2 separate regions of the Homo sapiens genome follow, and region 1 is linked to region 2. Evidence: chromatin contacts called from ENCODE Hi-C data. All regions are on one chromosome and are shown on one strand. The core of a region is the stretch at or near the end of the contact, and the rest is flanking DNA. Distances in the headings are between cores, read along the strand shown.

Region 1 (6,383 bases), core at 2,457-4,956, 390 kb before region 2:
TATAACCTTTTCATGGAATAAAAGGCTCCACACTTTAAGGAAAGCATGGAAACCTTGACCTTACTCAAGTTTTCTTTCTACGGGTTACAATGATGAAGGCAAACAGAGCTGTGCACCCCATAGCTATGCACTTTCTCTAGCATCCTCTATCTGGGAATGCTGTATCCAAGCCCAGCCCTTACCTTTATTGTCAGCAGCAATAAATCCAAGGATGTTTTCATGGCGCAGCATGACCGTCTGGTATATCTCTGCTTCCCTGAACCAAGACCGTTCTTCACGAGAAGAGAATATTTTCACAGCCACATCACCACCCCTCCAGCGGCCCCGCCATACTTCCCCAAACCGACCCTTGCCAATAATCTCTTGTAAAACGATGGTTCGGGCCACTGTGCGCTGGACAAAGAGGGGTAACCCTGTGAACCAAAGAATAGGAAGAAACCTGACATTGCAAATTTGACAAATTTTCCAACTCCCACACTAATTGGCACAACGGAAACACCCTTAACATGGTGTCTTCATCCTACGCTGTCCATTAACCATGGAGAGCTGCTGCTGCCCATACACATTTCTAGGTAATCTACCAGAGGGCTGAGCCAGGCGGAGAGATGGGGAAAGAGTGAACACAAACAGGAAACGTGTATGATTAGCTACTCCTTATCTAGGCAATTTCTCCTCTCAGTAAGCACGGATGATAGATTTGAATGTAAATGTTTGACCAGATTTACCAACTCTTCAGCCAGCCACCTGTGGGCCGATCCACCCACATCTGCTTTATTTTGGTGGAGGAAGGAAAGAGGGCAGAGAACATGAAAGTGTGGGCTCATGTGCTGGGGGCCACCTTCTGGCTGTTCTGCTTATTAGCCACTAGAGGGCAGTGCTGTGCGGCCCATGGGTTCCCATCTCCAAAGAGAGCAATGCTCTGCTCACAAGCGAACTCCAGATGTAGAATGGAGGACCATCTATGTTTAGTCTAAGATTAACTTTACTGTCTTTATAAAACTCAACATTGCTTCATTTGACTCATTCAATGTATCTCTATATATCCAATCACCCTTACCATCACAAGTGACTCTTAACTGTCTTACTCCCACCCCCAATCAAATAATTAATACATTATTAATCCCTAGGTCTGGTAGATGGGAACTACCATTTACTGCATGCTTACTATGTATTAGGCTCCATGCTAAGGGCTTTACATAAATTATCTCACTTCCCCAAACCACCTGGAAGGTAAGGCGCTGTTATCATCCCCATTTTATAAACAAGAAAACTAAGGCTCAAAGAGGAGGTTATGTAATATTCAAATTCATACAAGCAGTAAGTGGCAAAGCAGGGCTTAAAATCTAGGACTGTCTGACTCTATAATCTATGCTTTTAATGACAACAGTATAGAACCACCAAAATGTTTCTCAAATTAGCCCCCGCCTCTCCATCTCCGTCCGCCTGTCCTACTTTTGGACCTTCTCTAAAAGACTTCCAACAGGTCTTTTGCCTCCCATCTCAGCCTGCTCTTGCCCTGTGCACCCACACACACCCCGCCTCACCCCACCCTTCCCAACAGAAGGCTGGTAGTGAATGAATTCATCCTCCACACCACTGCCAGAATTCCTTCCAAAGGAAAAAATGAACATTCATTTCCCACATGGAAACTTTCAGTAGAAGCCCCTTACCTAGAAGATAAAGGTCAGCCCTCAAGATCCTGTACACCTGGGGCAGCCTGACGTCCCCCTGCTTCCCCAGCACAAGCACATCATGCTGGTCTCCTCATCATAAAAGTTCTTTAAACATACAGTGGACCTTCATGCCTTTGTCTTTTTACTCAAGGTATTTTCATTGGCCTGGAATGTTCTTTGCCCTCTCGCCTCTCTTAAAAATTCCAACTCATTCTTCAAGACTCCTTTTTTTTTTTTTTTTTGAGATGGTGTCTCGCTCTGTCACCCAGGCTGGAATGCAATGGTATGATTTCGGCTCACTGCAACCTCCACCTCCTAGGTTCATGTGATTCTCCTGCCTCAGCCTTCTGAGTAGCTGGGATTACAGGTGCCCGCCACCACACCCAGATAATTTTTGTATTTTTAGTAGAGATGGGGGTTTCATCATGTTGGTCAGGCTGGTCTCGAACTCCTGACCTGAGGTGATCTACCCGCCTCGGCCTCCCAAAGTGCTGGGATTACAGGTGTGAGCCACCGTGCCTGGCCTTTTTTTTTTTTTTTTTTTTGAGACGGAGCTTTGCTCTTGCTGCCCAGGCTGGAGTGCAATGGCATGATCTGGGCTCACTGCAACCTCTGCCTCCCGGGTTCAAGCAATTCTCCTGCCTCAGCTTCCCAAGTAGCTGGAATTATAGGCGTGTGCCACTACACCCGGCTAATTTTTTGTATTTAGTAGAGACGAGGTTTCACCATGTTAGTCAGGCTGGTCTCAAACTTTTGACCTCATGTGATCTGCCCGGCCTCAAGACTCCTTTAAATGTGCCCTCCTCTGTGAGACTCTTCCCAACAATTCCTGTCTCTCTGATCCAATCCTGGGTCAGCCTTTTTTTTTTTTTTTTTTTTGAGACGGAGTCTCGCTCTGTTGCCCAGGCTGGAGTGCAGTGGCGTGATCTCGGCTCACTGCAAGCTCCGCCTCCCAGGTTCACACCATTCTCCTGCCTCAGCCTCTTGAGTACCTGGGACTACAGGCGCCGCCACCACGCCCGGCTAATTTTTTGTATTTTTAGTAGAGACAGGGTTTCACCATGTTAGCCAGGATGGTCTGGATCTCCTCTGACCTCATGATCCACCCACCTCAGCCTCCCAAAGTGCTGGGATTACAGGCGTGAGCCACCGCGCCTGGCCGGGTCAGGCTCTTTCTAATCTGTTTAAAACCATATCACCCAGAAGGTATTCAGTATATACTTATTTAAATGAATTGAAAGTCATATGAGCAGCATGGACTTACTACTTTAAAAACCACATTATTAGAAACCTAACACCTTGGAAGCTCTGCATATTCTGAATGAAGAATATACTAAACCACTCAGAGGGAAATAGTTATTAACCATTTTACCACAGACGACTAAACAACTACCATGGCCCTTCCCTTGTTTCAGCTGGTCTGGGTCTTAAAAAGACTTTGGAAAACCCAATCTACCCTCCTCTAGCAGCAAATCAATTCCCACAGTCAGCCAGGAGGTTCTAACCACTGCCCTACCTCTTTCAACAAGGAACAAGCCCTAGATTTTTGCTGTTTCTAAAAATATGCAGCTTTTAAATATATCCATCATTTTGGTGCTCTCTACTGCAGAGCTTAATAAAAGCAAAGCCACTGAAATTCAGGAGATGTCACAGCTCAAAGTACTCCCGTGTCAAGCAGAATGTCTGGGCATGACTGATGGCATAATTTCCCCACAGAACAACAGTCTTGTCCCACGTCAAGGAAACATACATAAAAACACGCAAAGTTCTCACAAATAAGATCCTCTGCGTTTTAGCTAGAATGGCAACAGTGATCTTTGTGGATGTTTTTTTTCTTTTTTAAGAATGGACTTGAAGCCAAGAATTTGAGACCAGCCTGGGCAACAAAGTGAAACCTTCCACAAAAAAAAAAAAAAAAAAAAAAATTGCCAGGCTTGGTGGCACATGCCTGACATCTCAGCTACTCAGGAGACTAAGGTGGAGGATCTCTTGAGCCCAGGAGGTTAAGGCTGCAGTCAGCTGTGATTGCACAATGGCACTGCAGCCTGGGCAACAACAGAGCGAGACCATATCTTAAAACAAAAAAAAAAAAAAAAAAAAAGGAATGCAATACCATTGTCACAAAAATAATGGTTTATCTTCATTAAAAAAATTCTTTACGAGGCAGGCGGATCACTTGAGGTCAAGAACACAAGACCAGCCTGACTGATGTGGCGAAACCTTGTCTCTACTAAAAATACAAAAATTAGTCGCTGTGGTGGCGCATTCCTGTAATCCCAGCTACTCAGGAGGCTGAGGCAGGAGAATCACTTGAACCAGGCAGGTGGAGGTTTCAGAGAGCGGAAATTGCGCCACTGCACTCCTGCCTGGGAAACAGAGCAAGACTCTGTTTCTAAATAAATAAATACATAAATAAGTAAGTAAAAAAATTCTTTTGCATTCATGTTCACATTTAATAGCTAGCTGAGCTATACCCTGAGACCTAAACAACCCCGAGCTCCTTTATCTTAAATTCTCGTCTTATGCCAAGGTCCAGTGTTTGGTTCATTTCCCTCATCTGAGAAAGACTTGGTCAACAAAAGGCAGTACAGGAAATAGTGCTGATGCTATGCTGGAGGCCCACACTGCCTTTATTTTCACCCCCACCAAAAACCCTTGGGCAACTGGTACAAGTCAATGATTCACCAAATCCCAACTCTAAGCTTTACTGGATGTCCTTAAACTCCCCTTGTGGTTGCTCAGAGATCAATGATTAGCTGTCACCACCTCACAGGAATCTGGCACACTCCTGTTTCTCAAAAGGGGCCCTGAAATTGAGCACTCCACTGCTCAGGTGGGACCAGCTGAATTTTAATAGATGTACGTACAGTTGCAAAGCTTAGAGAGGCAGGACTTCTGTAGTGGATAATTGTGTACTAGACCTTGGGAATCCCACGGAATGAGAGATTTTCTGTGAACCCATTATCTTATCTTATTACACGTCAGACTCCAAAAGAAGGGGAACTAGGAAACCAAATGACTCAATGCTGGTAGAAACAAATGCAGGGCCTCCAGCCTTCTCTACAAGCACTCTATCCTGCTGGGAAACTGATGAAAGCCAACCACAGACATGATGCCCTGAAGAACTTGGTACCTGAGCCAGACCCTGAGGTGGAGAGATCGTAGACAAGATCCTGGAGCGTCTTGTCTTTGGAGAGACACATCTCACATGAGGGATCTTCCATGTCCAGTCTCTGGCGGTTGTGATAGACACGCTGATGATAGTTAATGACAAGGAAAACAATGATGATGATGAGGAACAGGAGGAACACCGGGCCGGCGATGATGCCTACCAGCTCCACCGGGCCCCACATGGACGGGTGCTCAGGCTCCTTGAGGTGACCTGAGTCAAGTGAGAGAGGAGAGGGAAAGAATGAGAAGTAAAAACAAGGGAAAGAGTAAAAACACCCCCCTCAAAGTGAAGAGTGAAAAAGACCCCTTTCCCTGTCGATGTGTTCAGGCTCCCTTGATCTCTCTAATCTTCTGGGCTAGTCTTGCTGCCTAGATGCTCTCAAATGCCCAACTTCTTTAGTTAAGGCACCTCTTTCCACAGTCAAACCCACAACCCACTTTGTCACCTCACGCATTTCGTGGTACTATCCCCGCCTCAGGCCCCTACACAGATGCCTGTTTCTGCCCTTTAACTTCCCACAGCTCCTCTAAGCTCTGCTTTAGTTTCTCTCCTTTTCCTGTGGGCTCCACAGTAATGCCTCCTGAATGGTAGGCTTGCAAAAGGATGGTATGTGGTGTTTCTCGGCTTTGGTCACTGGCCTTTTCCTATTCTGGTCCCTCCTCACATCTAACCATCATCCTCCCTTGAGGAGTCACCTTTGCTCGGCTCTGGGGCCATCTCTTTCTGGATCAGTCCCACATCCTCCCGTGGGAATCCCTGCCTGGTTCTTCCACTCCTCACCGCTGCCTATGGCTGCTAAGCCACTACTCTAAACACTGCGGGCACCTCTGGGACTAACTTGAAAATCTGCTTCCTCACCCTCTAATCTACAAAAGCAACTGCTGAGAAACCCCAGCCTTTGTCACCTTCGGGAACATCCAAAAGGCATCTTTATCGTCAAACCAAGTGAGTGGGCAAGAGTAGAAAAAAATGAAATGACGGGGTACCCTATCTCCAAGCTGAGCCACTAGCCCAACAAGGGCATGCACTCACCACTGGGCACCCTCAAGTCGATCCTGTTGCAGTAGTCAGTGTAGCAGCAGTGGGTGTTGCGCAGGTCCTCCGAGCTCAGGCAGTAGAAGGGCTTCCCGGCAGGGACCAGCTCCACTTTGGGGATGCAGGTGCGCACATGGTGCTCCATCCCATCCAGATTGAAAATGGAAACCATGCAGGCCCCATCTGTCTCACACGTGTAGTTGGCCTGGAGGCAGCTGGTGCACGCACACAGCAGAGCTGCAGGAAATTGGGGAGCAGACATTGACATCAATGGTGAGATCTTTTGCAGGTCCTTTTCCAAACTTAGAATATAATCCCTTAGCATACTTGATGTTCCAAAACAGTTTTTATAGAGATGGGGCCAAAAAGATATCCTTAACTGAGCACAACTTCACCTGTTTATTTAGCTCACAAACAAGGCTTTTGAAGCTCCACTATTATCCTCTAAGTGCTCTACTTTATGCCTGTGAGAGACAGAGGAACTACCTTTTCTTCAAATTGAG
Region 2 (6,236 bases), core at 3,733-6,232:
GTTCAAAGACTATACAGTGGGGAAACCTAAAATGGTGCTGAAGACAAAACCAACTCCAAACATGTATAATCACTTACCACAATGTAAAAATCCAGCTCAAGTCAGCATAAAGGCAGGCCTCAGCCTTTGAGTCCATTTCACCTTCAGATCCCAGGCTACAGCTAAAAACAGCCCAGCTGGAGAGTGCCAAAGCATTCCTTTTGGGTAAAGAGTCCTATTCTAGTGTAGTTTGGGAATGGACAAGGCAAGAGGTACTTTGGTAACCACATTTGCACTGTGTTGGTGGAAGCCAGCAGAGCAATTGTACAGTAAAACTTTTCTTAGCAATGTCCATCCAAGTTAGGGTACCTACGGGTTCCATCCTCTATGCCAGACTGAAGATAAAGCATCCGTCTGCTTTTCAGACTACTGAAATTCAATACAGTACATATATACTACGTCAAATACATACATAAATACACATTAAGCTGCTAAATCCCTAGAGGCAAGGGGGCTAATATATATTAAGCACTATGTGTCAGAAACCATAAGGAAACAGAGATTTCATTTAATCCCCACAAATACCCTGCAACGTAGGTATTATTATTCCCACTTTTATAGATAGGAACACTGAAGCTCCAATAGATTAAATAACTTGCCCAAGGTCACAAAGCCAATACATAGCAGAGTCGGGATTTGAATCTAGTTTTGTCTGATTCCAAAGCCCATACTGCTTCTGACATTTTCTTCTCAATAGTGTAACTATAGCAACCTTCTTGGGTTTTCATTTCACCTTAATCTCTAACATAGTACTTAAATATGTGTCCTGGCTGTGTCTCCATAACTTCACAAAGGGATAATTTTTCCAGAAACCTTCTCCTTTGTCTTTTGACTGCATTTACTTCCCATTCTTGCACAAACTATTCTTTTTTAGGTTAAATCACTGGGCTGGCCCTAACAGACTGCCATACATTTCCGCAATTAATAAACTTACAGGGTAAGAGTTCTGTTTCCTTCGACACCTTAATAGCCACAGTTTTTGAGCACAGTATTATTTTTTAAGCGGGTGCTCGCCAGCTTAGAGAGGCATTGTACTAGTGTTCAGTTCAGTGCCTTATATATAGTAGGTGCAGAGTGAGACTATTTGTTGATTCATTGATTAAGAAAAGGTTTATTGATTCCTCAGTTAATGTGCTAAATATAAACAAACAGACTTTACGAGTGAAGTCCAATTCTATGAGTGAATTCTTTCACATTACAGTTTTTTTTGGAACATTTCTAAAGGATTAAGAAAAAGGTAAATTGAGATACAACAATCTGTTTAAGTCCCTAAATGACTAGCAAGTGAACTATAAAATTAAGAGCTTAAAGGGCTCAGTTTTAAAATACTATCATTCTGGATAACTTTACAAGCGCTTCTTTCCCTCTCTATGGGAAAAAAAAAGACTGGAAAAACATAATAAAACACAGATAATTGTTTTGCTTATGGTAGAAGCAAAGATGGTAAGGATGGTAAAACTAAGGATGACTTTTTCCCTGTTTTTACATATATTAAAATTTTTCTGCAATAAGTATGTATTTTTATAATTATGGTAACTGATCTCACTCTGGATATACTTTGGATTTTTAACGCTTTCTATATAGTATAGCTTTAGTGTCCTTAGACATAATCCATAGGAATTAAATATTCATTAATTCAAGCATGTGCCTTCTAGAACAATTTGTTACATAATACCAGCACATTAAAGATAATTATTTTTCTTTCCATTCACAGAATGTTTTTCTTGCTTTAGGTGGACATGTCTCTATTTTTGCATTCTTTTCAAGTAAGTGCAAGTTTCTTGTATGTTCTCTACAGAAAAATGGTTCTCAATCTTTTCTTGGAAACAAGCACAAGAATGGCATTTACCCCGATATAGCTCCAATTTATATGTCTTTCAACTTTATGTATATTACCTTTTCAATGAGATTAAAATACTTTGATCACAGTGGAATCCAAATGGAATGAGCTACGTTATGTGGCAGTAAGTTCCCTACCAACGGATGTATTCAAAGCAAAGATCTCCCATAAAGGAGATTCCTGTATTGGGTGGGAGGTGGTACCATGTGAATTTTATGGCCTCCTTCCTATTTTATGATTTTAAAATAGTTTTTTGGATAAATCGACTTTAGTAATACTGACCTCTGCTGTGTCAAGTGCCTTTCCCAGTTCACTATTCAAATCAACCCACAGAAGACGCTCTCCTGATCCAGTTTAATTTAGCCAGCTATCGGATTACTTCCTGTGGAGACCAAGAATATTAACAGTTGCTTGCTATTTGAAATGACTGAAGTGTGCTGAAATAATGCAGTCAGCAAAATGTCACTTATGGCTTACATATGGATCTGTTGCAGCCTGTAAAACATTGTCTCCATGAGGGACAGCCAAAATGAAGAGTTATGTGGGAGTAATAAAATATGATAACTAGGCCTCAACCTCAAGTACAAACCCAGCTGCGCATGTACATACACATCCACGAGAAAGCCTGCTGATAATAAAAAGCAAAAAAAAACTCAATCATGTCCAGTGTGTGTGCACTTCGCCGCAGAACTGGTCGGGGAACTGTCCTTTCAGCACCACAGCAAGAAACCTGAATACAAGCCTAAACACAGGCAACCCAAAGCTGGACCAGGAGAAAAAATTCTTAAGGGTCCTACAAGGAAAGCAACAGCAACCGTATGGTTGTTTTTAAGGATGCAGTATTCCACTTGATTATCCTTTATTAATTTAAAACAAAATCCTCCAAAGATTTTGATAAAAGTTGACAAAACCCCAAATGAAAACCAAAGCTGCTCAAACTGAAGCCAAGAAACCAATAACTGATCTGCACCATTATGAACTGCTTTGCAATACCCACCACCAGCTCTACTCAGAAACACAACACATTTACATATACCCTGAATCAGATGTTCAGAGAACACGGAACATGCTTGCAGCCCTCTCCAGGGAGGACCTCAATTTCTAGGACAGGGAATGCGTGCTGAACACCAAAGGATCACTACCCACAACCACCACCTCACCAACCAGCAACCAAATCCTCTTTCAGGGAGAAATGAAGGCCTTATGGGTCATGAGCTCCAAAGAAAAATGCTGCAGTATTTCAAGAACCAGGTTACATGTAATGTGCTATAAAGCTTTCAGCATTTTAAGTCTGATTCCCCCAAGATTCCTACCAGGATGGTACCGTGTGGTAATGTTATCCAGCCATTTGCATCACAAATCAAAAAAAAAATTTTTTTTGAGAAAAGAATAAAAGCACAACATCCCCCCCTCCACATCTTCTAATGCACGTGGAGAAAAGAGAAGTGCAGAGGGATTTTGAGACAGTGAAAAACCTACCACACCCGAAATCTCCATTGGAAAGCTAAAACATCCCCCAGCCCTAACACACTGCTACCTCTCTCTAAAGGCTCTCCAGGTTCAAACTTGGGAAAACAGTTATAAAAAGCACTCTCCCCCTTTACCCCCATGGCCCCCACCCACACTTCCTGCTTCCATCCCTGACTCTCTGGTGCCCACTGTGCATAAAAAGCAGTTTTCCTTGTGTGGCAGAGCTTGCTCCATGCTAATTATTTCTCCCTCCCCCTGACTTTAGCCAGATGCAATCCAAAGTTTCTTCTACCCTCCCCCCAAACAGATGACATCCATTTATTATGAACGCTGATGCAGAACCTTGGAATCTCCGGACATAAAATGTATTCCCTCATGCTTCAAAAACTGCAGTGTAAGTGAGGAAGAGGGCATAGGGTGGAGTAGTCGGATGGAATGCATGGTTTGAAGAATCCTATTTATCGGGCTGAAAAATGGTTCCCATTCCATCCCAACTCGAAGCTGGGGCCCCTGAAAGGGTCTGACAGTCCTGGCTAACCCCTGGAAAGTTAGCCAAGTCTCCACCGGTGGTTGTTGCTGGCAATGGAGGGGATGGAGCTGAGCTCTCAGGAGAAACTGCAGAGGCTTTGCGGTGCCCCAAGGTACCAAGTGAGAACTAGAGAGGAGGGTCCAAGCCCACGGAGCTGGGCAAACAGTCCTGTACCCCAACGCTAACAAGAAGCCAAGGGTGCTGCTGCTGATGGTAAGGTGGGGGAGGGAGAGGAGAGGAACAAGCTCTGCATCGGGTGGCGTGGGGGTGGGGGGTGGGGGTGGGGGTGGGATGGGGGAAGGGGATATTCTCAAAGTGATGTGCTTCCAAATGCAGGAATCCTCGCCTGCCGAGGAAGGTCCCGGGAGCCCCCATCACAACTCCAGAGCACCCTGTTGGGAGGGGGACGAACGCATCCGAGTAAAGGACAGAGGGAGTCGGGAGTGCTGGCTGCGGGAAGAACCCAGGAGCCCTTGGCTTCTGCAGTTTTTAGCAGTGTGAAGCCGGCTGAGGGAGAAGGATGCAGTAAGACATGGGGGAGGGGGAGGGCTGAGGGGCTGCTGTAGGAAGATCCCGACAGCGCTGCCCTTCCCAGTGCAAGCCGGCTAGGGGCCCCAACTCTGCCCGGCACTGAGGGAGGGATGGAGGGCTGCACCGCGGAAGGGGCACCAAGGACGGGCCGTGTCCCTCACTGTAGCCGAGACGGAGAAAGCAGGGTGTCCGGGGTGGGGACTGGTGGTCCTCAGTTCTCTTAAGAGACCCCCGGTACACACAGTAGAAGGAAGCAAGAGTTCCAAACACCTGTCCAAAACAAGGAGAGCAGAGCCCCAGCTCCACGGCCCCTGGAGCCCCGCCGCGCACTCTGCGGCAAAGCCCCTGACTGGAGATGGGCGAGCCCCGCTCAAGGGTCCCGAGGCGAGAAGGGAAACCCGGAGGGCAGGAAGCAGCGCTAGGGCGGGGGCTCTGGGGCGACTTACGGCAGCGGCGGCGGCGAGGGAGGCAGCGGCGGCCCTAACGCGGGGCCCGGGAGGCGCGGCCGGACTGCAAAGGCGCCGAGGATGCGGCGGGCGGGACTGCGGTGGGCGCCATCTTGGAGCGCTCCCCGCGCCCGCCCCCCGCACCGCCCGAGTCCTTGCATAATTGATGACTCGCGCCCGCCGCGCGCCACCGCGCGCGCGCCCCTACTGCCGGGCCCCCCGCCCGCCCCGCCCCCGCGCCTACCCCTCCGCGCGCGCCCCCTGCCCGGGCCGGCCCCGGCCCGCAAGCGCCGCTGCCACCGCCCCCGCCCCCTCCCTGCGCTTCGCGCCCGCCCGCCCGCGCCCCCGCGGCCCACCTACCCCTGCAGGGCGCGCCCGCTCGCCCGCTCGCCTGCAGCGCGCCGCCCGCCCGCAGGCTCTCAGACTCGCGTCTCCGCGCCGCCGGGAGCGGATCAGGGGCAAGAGGGAACAGGGCGCCGGCAGGGGGCGCCGCGCGGGAGCGCCAGCGAGCGTCCCCGGGCCCGCCTCCACTACGCCCCCGCCGAGCCGCCGGGAGGGGCCGCGGGCTGAGGACCGGGACCCGCCGCGAGACGCTGGCTGGCTGCTCGCCAGCGCCGGGCGGCGAGACCCGAAAGCTGTCGTGGTGACCCGCGTGCTCTGTGGCCCGCGTCAGTGCCAAGTCTTACCTTTCTCCTGCCCCCCAACAGTGCCGCGCTCAGTGAAGTTTCTGACATCCAAAAGCGCAGGGAACTCAATTTACAGGATCTTGGGCCCACTGAAAAAACGAGAAGTCAATCAGCGGCAGGTGGAGGCTCGTGTTTCAGCCCACAGGGACCTGCTGCCAGGAGCGGGGAGGCGCTGCCTCCCTGACAGCCCCCAGGCCACCTCAGTCTTTCCGATCCTCAGTCTGTCCATCTGTAAAGTAGGCATGAGCATTTCGACCGCTCACTCCACCCTCGCGAGGATCTAGGTAATGAGTGCCAGAGCTCTTGGCACTTTACTGTGTCTCTCCTCTACTTAATATTTTCCTACCACCAATCACAAGAGGGAAAAAGGGTGTAACAACCTCTCCAAACCTCAGTGTTCTCGTCTGTAAAAGGAAACAGTCACAGTAGCAACCTTATAAACTTCTTGTTTGTACTAACGGGGAGCATGCACTTCACACATTGCTAACACAGCCAGGCACATGGTATGCTTATCACATAATGTGCCCTCTACAATACATTTAAAATTAGCTTTACTGGGGTATATTTGCGTGTGTTTAGATTGTACAATTTTGAGTTATGTGTGCACTCATGAAACCATCACCACCAAGGTAATGAACACACCCATCACCTCCAAAAATTTCTCCGTGTGCTTCTTTGTAATCACTCCCTGCATC

Evidence for each region. A loop is a pair of places that touch in the nucleus more often than their neighbours do. Pooled maps may share reads with other maps.
Region 1: a loop to region 2 is called in a map with no recorded cell type, with 4 times the contacts of the local background. The contact joins the enhancer-like site here to the promoter of SCN8A in region 2. A Hi-C loop is called at or near these places in 1 of 37 single-sample maps with no recorded cell type and 9 of 50 pooled maps.

Annotation. Positions count from the first base shown.
Region 1 is chr12:51,974,999-51,981,381 of GRCh38, reverse strand. ACVR1B (activin A receptor type 1B) reads right to left here. Exons shown (of 9, transcript NM_004302.5): 2 at 5,878-6,117; 3 at 4,807-5,055; 4 at 183-413. Among named protein-coding and RNA genes, the nearest start is that of ACVR1B, 26 kb to the right of the region's middle. RefSeq lists enhancers at 602-651, 662-711. Within about 2 kb of position 3,706, at least 3 of the 41 ENCODE cell types and tissues checked have a DNase peak (open chromatin) inside an H3K27ac peak, as active enhancers do.
Region 2 is chr12:51,589,979-51,596,214 of GRCh38, reverse strand. It overlaps SCN8A (sodium voltage-gated channel alpha subunit 8), which reads right to left and starts at 4,982. Exons shown (of 27, transcript NM_001330260.2): 1 at 4,856-4,982. RefSeq lists a silencer at 5,230-5,479.